2 separate regions of the Mus musculus genome follow, and region 1 is linked to region 2. A link is a loop called in an ENCODE intact Hi-C map of the cell type or tissue named here. Cell type or tissue: left cerebral cortex. All regions are shown on one strand.

Region 1 (8,000 bases), 230 kb before region 2:
TTCCCTTAGTTGCTTGAAAAAGGAGCCTTCAAGCAGGACAGATAGTTCACATTTGCAAACATGGTATTCTAGAGAAAAAGGCAGGAGAATCAAGAGTTCAAAACTAGCCTGGGATACAAGGAAAATAAGAAGCCAACCTAAGATAAATCCCTGTCTTAAGAAACAAGACAACGGCACGCAAACTTTATATGCCCCAGAACAGGGGAACGCCAGGGCCAAAAAGGGGGAGTGGGCGGGTAGGGGAGTGGGGGTGGGTGGGTATGGGGGACTTTTGGTATAGCATTGGAAATGTAAATGAGCTAAATACCTAATAAAAAATGGAAAGAAAAAAAAAAAGAAACAAGACAACTTTTTATTACCTGATTTTTGGCTCATTAAAAACAGATTCAGTGTAATACTTCATCATTATAAGTCAGAGTGTGTAATAAGATTGGATTTTAGACATATTCAAAAGGTTTATTTACCTATTATTTTTTTTTTCATTTAGAGGAAAAAGTGTTTAGTAATTGTTAGAATAGCATGGGAAGGCCCCTTAAGAGAAACCATTACCTCCTAACCTCCACTTCCAGGTAGACACAGGTATTGTCTCCTTGTTTAGAGTTAATCCAGATGGTCAGATCAAATGACCTAGCTAAGGGAGGCAGGTTCACTGTAAGCCAATTAAAGAAGCAGAAAAACTGTTCCTAAGGAGAGGGTCTACTTTATTCTCCCAGAATTCCTGCCATCTTGGACAGTCCTTATGAGGCATCGTGACTGCCTTTCTGAATCCTGACTTAGACAGCACTAACTGTTCTTTTTCTTTCTCATCTGTCTTTTCCCCCCAAAGCCCAGCAGAGCCTTACTCTGCTTTTGCTCATACTGTAGGTTTTACTTTCTCCAAAGCGTACCTCCCTGCTGTGTGGCTGCCTATTTACCTTGTGGCTAGCATCTCATCCATGCTGTCTTGAGCTCAAGTAGCACTGCTTTGTTTTTTTTCTCTTTTATATTCTCATCCTCTGGGATGCTGCTGAAATTCACAGCTTGCCTACCCCAAAGTTTTCTTCTCCTCTCCTTCTCTTCTTCCTCCTCATCCTTTTCTTTCTTTCTCTCTTTCTCCCTTTCTTTCTTTCTTTCTTTCTTTCTTTCTTTCTTTCTTTCTTTCTTTCTTTCTTTCTTTCTCTCTCTCTCTCTCTCTCTCTCTCTCTCTCTTTCTTTCTTTCTTTCTTTCTTATAAAAGCATCCTACGTCTTCTGTTTAACTTTGTTCTTATCCTAAGAATTCTAAGAGGGGACCCTGATTTCTCTGGTAACTTCAGATAACAACAAAAACAATCTTCCAAATTTTTGGTAATGTGAATTTAGGTAGAGATTCAGAAATCTGTACATATAGAAGTTGTGAAATACAAATGTGTGCACCATTTAAACAAAATCAAATTATGTAAGGTAGGAAAAGCAAGATTTGGAAAGAACTCAGACAGTACAGTGTTAGCCACACAAACATGAGGACCTGAATTTGATCCTCAGGATATATTTAATAACCCAGGTATGTTGGGGAGTCAGAGACAGGCAGATGCACTGGGTTTAGTGACCAACCAGTCCAGAATAGTCAGTGAGTCTTGGGTCATCGAGAGAGCCTGTCTCAAAAACAAGGTGCATAGAACTTGGGGGAAAATAACATTTGAAGTTGTTCTCTGTCTTCCACATACATGTACACACAGTTGTAATCATACCAGCAAAATACAGAACACACACACACACACACACACACACACACACACACACACACACAAAAATTCAATGGAGAAAGATAACACAGAAAAGACAAACCTATTGCAGTTCAAGGATGATACAGTTTTTCAAAAGCAAAATGGAATTATAAAAGCATACAAACACCAGAGGAATATAAGAGGAATATAGCTTTTGTCTACGTAACAGTTACACCATAGTGCGCAAGTACTTTGTCAGCACTATTTTATATGATGCGCACAGCAGTTTGGAAAGGATCGAAAGAGTCACGGCCAGTGGTTAGGCATGTAGAAAAAAATGAGTGAAGAAACATAAAGGAAAGAGGAATGTAGAGAGAGCCTAAGAATGGTTGCCAGTGACAAGGAGCATAGCTAATTAGAGATAATTATGAAAAGTATGATTCAGACTAAGCCAAGGAAATATTTTATCCAAAACTGATGAGATGTTCAAAGTACCTTGCTTTTAAAAATAACCAAAGCATTAAAAGGAGCAGTTGGGTTCTGTCCTGGCTTGCTTTCTATTGAGAAACTAAGCATAATGATCAAAAGCAACTTGGGGAGAAATGGGTTAATGCCATCTCACAGTTTATAATCCACCATGATGGGAAGTCAGGACAGGAACCTGGAGGCAGAAAGGGAAGCAGAAGCCATGGAAGAATGCTATTTACTGACCATCTTGCTCTTCATAGCTTTCTCAGTTTGTTTTCTTATACATGCCAGACCCACCTGGCCAAGAATGACACCACACACGGTGGCCTGGGCCCTCCCATACTAGTCTTTAATAATAAAAACAAACAAACAAATGACAAAACAAATCAAACCAAAGCGACAACCAACAATCTTTCTCAAGTCTTTCCTATCGGCCAAAGATTTGGAGATGGAGACATTTTCTTACTTGTGAATCCTCTTCCCAAATGACCCAAGCTTGTTTCAAGTTGACAAGAAAACTAACAAGCACAGGTCATTTTTATAAAGGTACTTCCAATCTGTAGCATTTCTATTCAAGAGATTATGAAATAATGATTAGAAAAACTATTTTATTTTAACCAATATGTGAGTCTACCCTTCTTTGGGGCAAAGGGGTCAATAAACCTTTGGGCACATCAGAGTGAAAAATTGAAATAGAGTTTAGTTTACTCTTAAATAAATGCCTGATTAAAATAAAGCAACAGTGACCAGCAGTCTCCATAAGTCAACAGCGTCTTAATTTACTAAGGCACAGGATTGTCAATGTAGCATGAAGAGAACTTAGAGTCACCCAGAATCAGCTTCGCAAATGCTGTTTTACACAACAGTAGTACAGAATGAGAGAGTAGACCGATATCAACAAAAATAAGCGTGAACTACTAATAGAAGAGATAAGTAGAGGAAGACACATAAGCTGCCTTAGTACACCTCTCTGCACTTGAATCTAAACATCACAGCGTGGCTTAAAGTTCTACCAAGCTATGGCAAACATATTGGCCTTTGCAAAGTAGCCCCCTTGAAGACTAAGTGGTGATAGACATTTAGGGATAAGAATACAGAGTGATCACATTTAATGTCATAGATTAATAGACCACTTCTGGGGACCTTTTCAAAATCATCTTTTGGAGTAGTAAGTATTGTGTATTTATAAAATGACAACATTCTACTATGTGTTCCTACTCCTATATATAGGAAATAGTAAGTATCATTATTCATCTTCTTTGATGAGAATGGATCACCAGTATTCTAGCGATGGCAAGGGCATGTCTTATGATAGTGAGATGCTCACTGGCAGCTAGACATTAAGAACAAGAATGTTGGGCTTGGGGATAAAGGATGATTGCTGCCAAATTCAGTGATCTGATCTTGATTCCCTCACCTTACACAGTGTAAGAGGAGAATAAACTTCCTCAGGTTGTCCTCCGTCCTCCATATGGGTCCCTCATCAATAAAGAATTAAATGTGGAACTAGATACAAAGAATACTCATTGTGTCTCTGTAGAACTGCAGAAGCAAGAACACTTATTATTGCTACTGCAATACTGACAAGAGAAACACCTTCTCATATCCTATATTTTAAGTAAATTGTGATATAAATAACAAAACAGATACGTCACAAATACCTCTTACGCAGTGGCTAGAACCATAAGCACGAATTTGATATTTATAAGATATGAAATGGTATTTTGGGTTCATTCTATGGAGTAACATTTTGTCAAAGTTGCTAATTTTAATTGCTGTTCCCCAGGAGTGTTCTATATTTGACTCTGCCACTCATGGTCTATTTTAAACATTGGATGAGTTAGTCTGTTAACTATACATTTTAAGAAAATAGGACATGAACAAATCAACTTTTGGGTCTCATTTTTTTTTCTGCATTGAATACACAATGGCTTTCTCATTTGTTCTCAAATTTCAGGGTAGTTGGGTATTCTCATTTTATGAAATGACATGTCAGTTATGAATAAGAGAGGATAGATTTGTATAACTCAACTTATGAAATAGAAACCCTGTTGTAAGAATCACAATAAAATATTCAGAAACACAAATGCTTCTAAGGGGTAAACATTGTCCAGCTGTCCTAAGTAAATCCTTTTGCTTTAACCTGTGAAATTTGGACTGGGATGTAGTTTGGTAGTAGACTGCCCAGATAGCATGTAAAAACAGACAAACAATATCAAACCAAACAAACAAAAAAACCAACCAAACAAACAAAAAAACTAAAGCAGCCAAACAAAAACACCTCTGAGTTTGATGCTTAGAAATAAGAAAAAAGAAAAGTTATGAAATTAAGCTAAGCATCAACCTAATGTATCTTTTTTATTACAATGAAATGCAGCCTCTTTAGACAATGCCTGATGAATATATATCAACATTAATTAGATATATGGTCTTTAAAACTTAAAAATGGCCTCTAAAAGGAAAACAGATGACCTTGAGTTGATAAGACATCTCAACAGGCAAAGGGACTTGCTCCCAAACCTGACCACATGAGTTTGGTCATCTGGACACAAGGTGAAAAGACAGAAAACAATTTCTGAAAGTTGTTCTCTGACCTCTGTATGCATAACTTTATTACCCAGACATGTACACAGGTACATACACATACATCCATACTCACACACATATTCACCAATACATGACCTAAAAATAAATAGAAAAATTTAAATACTGAATATGCTGGTTAAAATAGTGGGTCTCTCTGATTATGTTCCTTCTTGTCCTGGAATGTTTCATATTACAAACTCTTATGTGTCTTCTACACTATTGTCTACAGGTCTCAGGCAAATCCTCTGGATTATGATCACCAGGGAGCTGAGGTAAAGCCAAGACGAGCTCTCAGTTATACGTACAGATATGCTGCAAAAAAGACTAGGAATGTATAGGGTTTGAACACTGAACCTAAATAACGGGAAGTGCCCCTGCAAGGTGAGCCTCTAAGCATTGCTATGGTGATGAATTTGTTTGTGGTGAAAGGAGTGCTTTAGGGAATGCCTGACACCTGAACTTGGAATCTGAAGGTGCTGGGAGATGCCTTATCTTGCCTTGGTGGAGTGAATTTATCACTGTGATAGGGCTAAAATCAGCTTACTGAGAAAATCTGGGGTCTCCATATTTCCTAATAAAAAGATTATTGTATAAATTATTATTATCATTGAAACATAGTATATACAAGGATTGCATCCTGCAGAAAATTCTCCAACCCCCCTCCCAATTGACTTCTTTTTCAGATAGGGTCTCATGAAGCTCAGGTTGTCCTCAAACTTGTGAAGTAGCCAAGGATGACCTTGAACTGCTGATCGTCTTGTCTCTTACTTTCATTCACCACGTGCTGGGTTACAAGCATTTACCACCACACCAGACTGAGGAAAGTCTCTATTAAATATAGTAAAGTCTTAGCTTGCCTTATTGGCCAATGATGCCCATAAACAACTAACAGACATTTACAGAAATTTAAGTGTGAGAGGGCATCTCAGGATTTGTTCTGTGTTGTCCAAACTATATAGCATAAATCTGTATCTTTTATTAAGCAAATAGTGGGTCTCTGGATCTTAGGCCTTATTGTTGTATGCAAATGTCCTGTGTAACACAGAACCATGTTCAATGACTATACACGATGAAAAATAATTTAGATATGTAAAAAAAAAAAATAAAAAAAAACTAAGGATAAAAACAAAACAATTAAATATATGATATGAGTCGATTTCAATTGCGTTTCTTAAAGAATTAACGAAGGAGAACCAATTTAATTCATACAGAGGAACCAGTATCAGAGCTGTACCTGGCTTCTACTAAGCCTAGACATACTGTTCTCGTAGTCAACAACCCACTTACTGAGAGCAGCACGGACTTTTAGTCTTCTTACTCCTTCTCATATTCCGTCTCCGCACTGAGGTCCTCTTCCAACTTATACCCTGGGGCAGTGTAAAAGCCCACTGTGATCCCATGTAATGAAGCAGGCCCCAACCAAAGATAAGACACTGGAGGTCAGTCTGTTCTTTGGTCCCTTGATCTAATTTAGCTTGGGGATAGAGAAGACTCTTACAAAGAGAATTGGGTATGAGCTAAAGCTATGTCCTCACTGATTTCTTGTTTTCTTAAGATATTTTAAAAGCAGGGGTAGGAAGTAGGAATTGGGAGATGTGGGCTGAGGGAGGGGAGCAGCCAAAGAAACCACAGCATATTTGTACTAAACTGCAGAAACTGTCAAAGATGAGAAAGGAAGAAAAGTCCAGAGTTGTTCTGTGTAACGGTTTTTAGGGTCAACATAAAAAAGGGTGAGAGATAGGTGCAGAAGCAAGAGGGAACCATTCAGCCTGGAGGAAGACTGTAGAAGGAATGGCTACTTATACAACATAGCTATAAATAATGCAGGATAGAGGTATAGATGGCAAAGAAAGTTCTACAATTTAGCACTTTATTATGAGATAAGAGTCACTATAATATTCTAGAAGGAAATGAAGATCTCCAGGTCACAGAACTGGGAATGAGCCCTGTGTTCAGCAGGTACAAATGCATTGCTTGACAAGAATAATGCAAGCAGACAGTAAATGGTTGAATGACTGTCACCATGTGCTCAGTGCCTTTTAAATGAATATGAGATGGAACATGTGGAAAACAGAGATACATGGCAGGGATGAGTTAGGTTTTCTTATGATACATTTACTCAATATGTAAATAAACAATCACCAGAAAAACAATAGGCAGCTAATCTGGCTGGGAAAATCACAGATCTTTTTTAAAACAAATGTTTAGAAAAGTAGTCCTTTTATTTCATCTTTTGTTGCTTTTAATGTGCTACTGTTTAACATTTACATACCTCATTAAACACGTTACTTTTTCCAGGTTGACATCTGTATATTATTCATAGTTCAATGATTATTTAGATCTGTTTCTATGATTCTTAGCTAGTTATATATCCATGTCCAGAATGAAGCAGTGCTGTAGGATATTTGGCAGACCACTAAAAACCACATATTTATTTATTTGTGTGTGTGTATGTGTGGGTGTGTGTGCTGTAGTACATGCATGTAGGTCAGAGGACAACTTGTGGGAGCTACTTCCCTCCTTCCATGTGGCCCACAGCGACTGAACAGATATTGTGAGGCTTGGTGGCAAAAAGCCTGTGGAATTCTGCTGCTGCCCTAGGTCTACTTTCAAAATTACCTTTAAAATAATTACGCGCGCGCGCGCGCGTGTGTGTGTGTGTGTGTGTGTGTGTGTGTAACAACAGTACTATAAACTAATGTTTTGGTATCTTATGTTGAGCCTTTCCTCATGCCAATCCTCACTTAGTTTTACCTATTATCCCCCATCATGGTAGAAAGGTCACGAGGGAGGCTCTGTGCAGGTGGCCTAAGTGCTCCAACACTGAATCATATTCATAGGCCTTCTTATTTACTTCAAGCATTATATATTTTCATTAAAGATAACCCTGCTTTAGAGTTTAAAAATAGTTTTACTTCTGGCTATGTAGTGTGTTTCTGTGTGGGAATGTGCACAAGAGTATAGGTGCCCATGGAGGTCAGAAGAACCCTTTGGCTCCCCTGGAGTTAGAAGTACAGGCAATTCCGACCCTCCTGACATGGGTGCTTGGCACTGAACTTGGATCCCCTGAAAGAGCAGGAATACTCAGTCTCTGAGCCATCTCTTTAGTTCCTAGCCTTCTTTAAAAAAAAAAAAAATGTATCTTTCCAAATGGCCCAGTCCTAATGTTTTGATGGAGTTTTAATCCTACCTTTAGCTTTTGAGGCAACATTTTATAAAGCACAATCTAGGTTCTTAAAATGCAGCTCAGAATTAGACACAG
Region 2 (8,000 bases):
TAATGTAATACAAAGTACAGTGCCTAGTCGCTGGCAAAAAAAAAAAAATAAGGGTTGATTTAAAATTTCTGGATGAATAAAGTTAATGAAAGTTCCAAATACTTAGTAAATTCAACTAATTTTCTATCTAAAAAGAAACTTTTTAGGTTGGTTGATGAGCTATTTTTCAATTAATATAAAGTATACTGTTTTCACAGAAATCAAATTAAGTTTAATAACCTTTCATATCCTTTTATTTCTGAGTATTTTACGTTAAGTTGATTTAAATAAACCTTATATATTAATTCTAACCCATTATTCCCTTTCATCTTAGTTTGGAAATCATGTTAACATGACTTCAATATAAGTAAATTTTATTACATTTTAGTTTCTTTTTGATATACTATTTTTTTCATTGGAGACTAACACATAAATGTGATTTTAGAAAAACATGATATTGTATTTGAATATAGGAACTATTCACCTTAACTTACTCAACCAGAAAAGATCTCGTCCATGGTTAATCCCGTTTTGTTAATAAGTCATTGAGAAATTATTAAATGTGTCATCACAAAGGAACAATTTTCTGTTGAGAAAAATATTAAGATCTGCTTATACAATTGCATATGTTCCTCCTTGAGTCTTAATACTTCTTTTAAGCCGAGTTAGAAATATTTCCTTTATAGCATATAGCATACTCCCTTGATCTAGAGAACATTTGGTAACCATGCCACTTCATTCATCCGGAACCTCAACAGGGATAAACACTCCTGCACGGTTGATGATTCAGAGTTGATTAGAGAGTGATACTTTAAAGATGGCATGCCAAAGACTGTGTGGACCTGATGTCTTCACACACACCCTATTCCCAAACTGCAGGAAGATGTTAGCCTAGTGAACTGTTTACCACATATTACTGCACCGTAGACAACTCCATGCTTCAGCTTCCTCTCAACACTTCTTTACCATCCCATACCAGGTATTTTATTCTGAACATATACTTTGTTTCAATTGCCCTAAAACTGATATTGTTTTTCTCTTGTTCTTTTGAGTTACAATTGGAGCATTTGTCTTTCCTGGATGAAAGCTTTGCCTGTCATAGGAATTTAAACAAATTATTCACCGTTGGATAGATTATCATTAATAAGTTGAAACATAATAAGAAAACTAGCTATCTGCAGGGGATATTTGTCATAATCATCTCTTCTTCTTATTTCTCTATTCACCTAGTGAAAATCAAAATCCTGGGTCTAAATGTATACATGATTTATCATCAGCTGGTTAAAGAAATATTCTTTGTCCATCATTTTGAAATAGGCTAAAATGAGACTCTTGTTATTTTTCTCTCCATACAAAAATATATTTCATGGGGCAGTGGCTTCTATGTTCCATAGAACTAAAGAGCACACAGAAATCCTAAATTTTAAGATAGCCCATGGGCAGACTTAAAGTCTCAGCTGCTTTCGGAGTTTTAGTTTTTTGAAAGTCTAGATGCTGAGATTTTTCTGGTTTTCGGAGTCTGCCTTGTGGTCTTCTTGGTTTCAACAACTCAAAGCAATCCAGTAAAGCTTTATTTCTAAGTCCTCTGTTAAACATGTGCTTTATTAACTTTCATCTAAACATGCCCTGATAGGTAACCTGTAATCCATCATAATTAAATAAAAGAGCATATGACTCCTACTGGTCTTGATGTATGAGAAGGATGCTGACCACTAAGTGCCAGAAATGTTCAAAAGCAGTAAAATCATTACTTAATGTCCACCACACCATTTCCTCTGATTTCTAACTCTGAAAGGTCTGATCGATACAAGTTTCCTTTACATACTGTATTCTCAGTACTTTTAAAGTAATAAAACAATAACCTAAGGAGAAACTATTTTATTGGCCATTGTGTTTTTCTTTATGCAGTTCTGTAATATTTGCATGGATACAAAAGGACTTGTCAAAATAGGTTTTCTCAGTCTCTTTGGAGAGCTTCTCATTTATATTTTATCAAATGCAAATGTCATTGCTAAATCTTTGTGCTGTCAAGCCAACATTATACAGGGATGCAGTCATCACGTGATCTTCACAGCCAGGAAGGAATTCAAAGGGAGCAGTTCCAGAGCAATCCATGAGGGAAAATACCAGCAGGAAGCTCTCTCACTCTCCTCAGACATTTGCATTGCTCCAAATTTTGATTTGGGTGTGACCCAACTCGAGAGAGCTTAAGAAAATAGAATCACTAAGCATCTATTCCACTCCCTTATGAATTTCAGTAGGAACTTACACATGGACACAGTACTGGTTATTGTTACTCAGTAGATGTCAGAAAGCATGATCAGAGTGTACTGATGGATGCCACCTTAATTCTGCTAATGCTTCTTGAGAGATATTACTCTTTCTTAAAGAATAGAAGCACTATTGCTGATGCCAAGAAGAGCTTGCTGACAGGAGTCTGGTATAGATCTCTCCTGGGAGGCTCTGCCAATATAGAAGCTGATGCACACAGCCAAACATTACATCAGACAACACAGGGACCCCAGTGGAGGAGTTAGGGCAAGGACTGTAGGAGTTGAAGGGGTTTGCAACCTCATAGGAAGAACAACAATATCAACCAACCAGACCCCCCAACATTCCCAGGGACTAAACCACCAACCACAGAGTACACATGGGGAAACCAATGGCTCCAGCTAGATATATAGCAGAAGATTGCTTTATCTGGCATAAATGGGAGGGGAGGTCCTTGGTCCTGTGGAGGTTCAATGGCCCAGGGTGGGGAAAGGGGGTAGGGGTGTTGTGGAGGGGAAACTGGTAAGTTGGATAACTGTTTAAAAGAAAATAAATGAAATTACCAATAAGAATGTGAAAAAGAATAAAAACACTGGATTTTAGGCAATTATGTCTAATTATAGCTGAGGCACCTCCTAATTCTATTCTGACTCACTTATCAGCCTATTACACTATCAAACAAATCACTGGTTCAATAAGCATCCCTTCAATAAATAACATCTGGTCATGTAGATACAACTGGAAGACTTATAGTGGCAGAAAGCTACTGCTGATGAGTCTCTTGCATGCATCTGTTCCCCATTTTGTCATAAGACGTGCTTCCATCAAGTGTGACTAAGACAATGTATTACTTCCATTCCCTTTTTATGCCTCACCCGTGATTCTTCAGATTCTTTTTATGGTTCTTGTTTCCCATAATAGGGCTTGCCCCTCCAATCTTATGTATTGAGGTGAAATTATTATTATGCCCGTGTCCTACTCAGACATCACTGGAGAAGACTGAGAACAGATTTCCTGAAAGGGGACAGGCTTAAGGCAGAGTAGACTAAGGAAGATCACCAAGTCATGGGAAAGTTCCATACTCAGTAGTCCATCTAACACTGATCATATCAATACAGACTCTTCTGGTTTATAGAAGCTAGATTTTGAGAAAATTGTAACCATAACTATCTATTTCTTGGAGTCGATGAATGAATCGTTATTATCCAGGAATAATACAAATTCTACCTTTTGTATTAATTTCAAGTTTTTACAAATTTTTATTAATTTTAGCATAAACAAAATTTGTGAGGAAAGTTTTGTTATGTAAGTATTTTATTAAGTGAGAACAGTGGTATGCAAAGCAATTGACACTTTGTGAAAGCTCTACAGGGTTAAAGCACTAAAACTTTGAGCTATAGGGAGATTAAAAAATGTTCATACTCAAACAGCTGTGAAATTAATATGGTTTTCTAAAATATGAAGCTGTAAATTAGAGGAAGTCCTGAATACAGGGAGTGTTCCGTGACCTACATCGCTAGCACAGAACAATTCATACCCTCAAAAGCCACATAATAGCACAAAGGAAGTCTAATGCATCATTTTTCTGTTTTGTTTTCAGTCCCTGTGTGGGCACACTTGTTTAAAATTAAAATCTTGGAGCAGGCGGTGCAGATAGTGAGCCAGATCCTGTGTCATTCTGTTGGAATAAAGCCTGCATGTGTGTCTAAAGGAGAAATCCAGTCTCCCTCAGCCCTTGTTGTCTGATTCAAAGCCTCCTCAGAAAGTATGTTTGGACCTCAAAAGCGTGCAAATTAAAATTTATATTAATATGTTGTTTTGATGTAGCATTTTGTGATGACCACTGATAGACTCAACTAATTAAGAGTCGGCCATTGTAGACATACAAAAAGATCCCTCTAAAATAGCAAGACATAAGAGACTAAATCACAATATAAAAAGATACTGATATTTAGAGACAATTTGGGATATGGCTCTACAAATCTGAGCATGCTCCTTCGGCTCACTCTACTGATGACTCCGGTATTGTGTGTCTGCAAACTAGGATTCACCATCCCACCCTGACTTTTTTGCTCATCCCTTGTTTGACCACTTTTCTCCTCTTATTCTACTTTCACATTATCAACTTTGTGTAGTACTTTCTGTACCTTATTTATTGTTTAATCTAAGTGTTATTTAGCAATTTCCTCTAAGATAAGCCCTTCATCTTGTAGGAAGGCATGTTAAAAGAGGTGAAACTAAGGGATGCTCTAAGTCAGTCTGAGTAGCAACCCCCTTTGAGGTTGACTGACCCATATACAGGGGTTACCTATCAGATGACCTACTTATCAGATGTTTACAGTATGATTCATAACAGTACAAAATTACAGCTAAGAAATAGCAACCAAAATAATTTTATAGTTGGTAGTCACCACAACATGAGGAACTGTATCGAAAAGTTGCAGTATTAAGAAGATTGAGAACCACTGCTCTAAGGGCATGTAAAACATTCCAGCCTGCAGGGAAGCTCATTAAACTCTCGAAGTAAACAATTCAGTAACTTCAGGAAGTCTCTGAAACTGGTCAGATTCAATCCTAGAAGCATGCATAGTTACACAATCTGCAGAAAGTACTCTCAGACAATCTGAAGTATAGAGATGCTTAGAACAGCTGAGTAGCATGGAATAATAAGTAGAGATGAGCCACATTACCTGCAAGAAGCAGAGAGTAGCCTGGAAGAGACTCAGACCAACTGAGTTGCTTGGAAAGAACTCCCTTCCACCCTATTGAGCACCTTCAGGTTACCCAGTATCCTCGAGATTTCCAGTTTGCATGAGGTAACACCTGTTCTTGGATAGACTTTTGTAGATGTGTTTGAGCCATTTCTACTTTGAGTAACCCTCCACCTGTTTTCCTCTAAGTAACCCCTACGAAACTCATTGTTTCACCAAGCTGTGCTTTGGTAGTTTCTTTGCATTGTTCTGGTTTTGCTTTCCTATGTGGAGTAAGTAGATACTTGTTTGCATCTCCCCAGGAAGAGTGAAATGCAACATTGTCCTGCCTACATTCTCATTATAAGAGAAAAACTGAATCCATGGTTTGTTAAGTTTCTATGCTTTTAAGTGAAGTGATACATTCCATATCTCTGTACATGGACCCAACTCTCTTTGAATAAGAAAATACTAATTTTATTCCTTATGTTTCATATTTTTCATTGCATAAGAAAACTTTTCATAAATCATTTTTTTTTGGAAAACAAAATTTGTATTCCCACAACGATTGAGTACTTTATTTTAGTGGGTTTGTGAATCAGACTCTAACATGGGATTCTCTGTGCAGTAAGGCTCTTTCTAGTTGTATGAACATGTTCAATGAGTTTTGTTTTTAAATCCCACCAATTTATGTGTTCCATGATGTTTTTGCTACTTATTAATCTGATGATTATTTGAATCATCTATGTCCGTTTTTTTTCTTTGTATAAAACAAGCAATAAGAATAACTTAAACTTTTATTTTGTGAATTAAAAGAAATTCATGTGAAGTTATTAGAATAGTGTATTGCTCAAAGGGGAAATATTATTTGTTATTACTGAGTAAGAAAAAATCATGAAATTACTATGTATCTCATTTATATGATCATTTATGCTTCCCATTTATGCCAGTTATCTATTGCCAACCTGTCCTGCCTGAGACAGGAGGGATAGCAAGAAAATTTCCACTCACCATGGAGATTCTGCCCCACCACTATGAGGTATGAAGGTACATGAGTGCAAAAGGAAGACTGTACATGAACCCCACCAGATCATACTTGTGTCTTCTGTTCTTATTCATATGTGACTTCCACAAAAGCAATTAAGGGAGAAAATAACAGAAAAGTTCCAAGTTCAAGACATCTATGTCTGTGTTGAAGTTGTTGCCCTGGAGATGGTCTGTGTTCTCATCATCCCTTTGACATGATGGTTTTAAGAACTGAGATCAGAGGATATGACCAAGTACCAATGCAAAAGCTTCAGGAAGAAGAGGCTACAGAATTACTAACATCTGGGCAGGAACTCTGAGGAGAAAGATAAAACAAAAAAAGGTGGTGATGTAGCAAGGGACCCTCTACAGATATGACCTCACACTTGGGAGGTGGCTGGGGTCACTGCTATATGTGTGGCTCATCGCTGTGATGTGCACAGAGGGCTGCATATCCTAAATAAATGAAATTTAAAGAAAATGTCTCTCAAAGAGGTTGGATTATCATTTTGTATGCTTCATAGAATGGATGTCAACAATTATTGCCAGTTGTTATTGCTGGTACTCCAAATTGTAGTTCTTCCTCTTACTCTGTACAGTGTAGATCCTAATAATTTATTTACTGAGTTTGTAGACTCTTGGCTGGATACAGTCAAACATCTGTAGAGCTCTAGCAGATCTTGGGTCCTTTCAAAGGAATAGAGTGCTCATAGGGACTTTGCCTCCCACACAAGCAGAAGATGAAGTTTGCTGCAGATTTACCAAGTACACAGTGTTCTTGTTCTTTTTCTGGCATCCAGCTAATAATTGACCACAGGAAGCTGCTGGGCCGTGCCCTCAAAGCAGCTCAGAAACAGTGCATGTTGTTGCTTAGCTATGGGGAGGGGGGTGAGGGGGCAGGATAGGCTGAAACTTGGGACCTTATTTTCTACAAGGACCTGAGCAGAATTACAAATATGTTGGAGACATTAAAATTTGAGAAAAAAAATGAATAAGCTGCTGATTGGAGGTCATTGATCATTTTTTTTTGTAAGTAATTCATCTAAAGAAGACATTGTTACACAACATTTCTTTTCTCTTTCCTCTTGATAAACACAGTGTGAATGAAAGGTAGGGAGAATAAAAGATTTAATCAATCATCCAGGGGCCAAGGCAGAATTGCTTTCTCTTATACATTTGCCGCCAAGTATATAAACTCAGATTTGCTTCCAATTATTTGTAATATGTTTTCCCAGAAGAATTCATAATAGGTTTTTTAGGCACTGTTCCCTTTTCTATTAATGACCAAAACACAACTGTTCCTCCTCAGCCCAAAGCAAGGCAGATAAGTGAGGAAATTGCTATGGATGTGGCTGTTGGTCTTGGAAGGTGTTATGTTTGTTTTTATTTTAACCTGACTACAATGAAAGCAGGGATAGGACTGTTTTCTTGCTTTGTTGTTGTTGTTGTTGTTGTTATTGTTGTTGTTGATTCAAACTTAGGTTTTATGACACTTCATCAAGGAAGGTTAACATAATGACACATTAAAAAGCTAAAAGGCTATGTCAGAGTTACACAGGATGTGGTTCTTGCCACTTGATCACTTGTGAACTTGCTCCTAAAATGATCACATTTACTACCTGAGTGCAATACTTCAATGCCTAGATAGCACCTCCAGCTCCCAGGAGTGCCTGCCTGGGTTGTCATGGCCCTGACATCATCATCACAGGGATCCTTGGACAGACTCAGGTGCACTCAAGGGCTCAAAGACAGACACATATTCCTTGTCAAGAGGAGCCATTACCGTTGGATGGCTAAGCCTGCAATTCTGAAACCCTGTTTAAAACAGACAGTGGCCTGTACTCCCATGGAGACCCGATGTCTTGTCTCCTCTTGTTCTAAAGTAAACATTTCACTACATCCTATAGGTCCAGACATCACAGGGGTCATGCTATCCTTCCTGTCTTTATCCACAGTGAACCTGGATGCACCCCTCAGGAGGTAGCTTTAAAATACCTCAGTCCTCTGGTAGTGGCAGTATTGGCTGGATTTTCT

What was found. Peaks named below come from ENCODE experiments on the same cell type or tissue, not always from the same donor. Only the 100,000 strongest peaks of a DNase experiment are listed, where the experiment ranks them.
Region 1: it touches region 2 in a loop (4-fold over the local background); 2 of 42 quality-filtered maps call a loop at or near these places.

What each region holds. Positions count from the first base shown.
Region 1 is chr10:27,146,512-27,154,511 of GRCm38, forward strand. The region is part of intron 32 of Lama2 (laminin, alpha 2); the gene reads right to left. Among named protein-coding and RNA genes, the nearest start is that of Gm40618, 170 kb to the left of the region's middle. In left cerebral cortex, no CTCF peak of the experiment used is centred here; DNase peaks (open chromatin) are centred at 3,596, 3,926 and 6,337.
Region 2 is chr10:27,380,961-27,388,960 of GRCm38, forward strand. All of the region lies in intron 4 of Lama2 (laminin, alpha 2), which reads right to left. Among named protein-coding and RNA genes, the nearest start is that of 4930579H20Rik, 4.9 kb to the right of the region's middle. In left cerebral cortex, a CTCF peak has its summit at 2,068; DNase peaks (open chromatin) are centred at 2,118, 3,117 and 3,905; H3K27ac peaks cover 3,276 bases.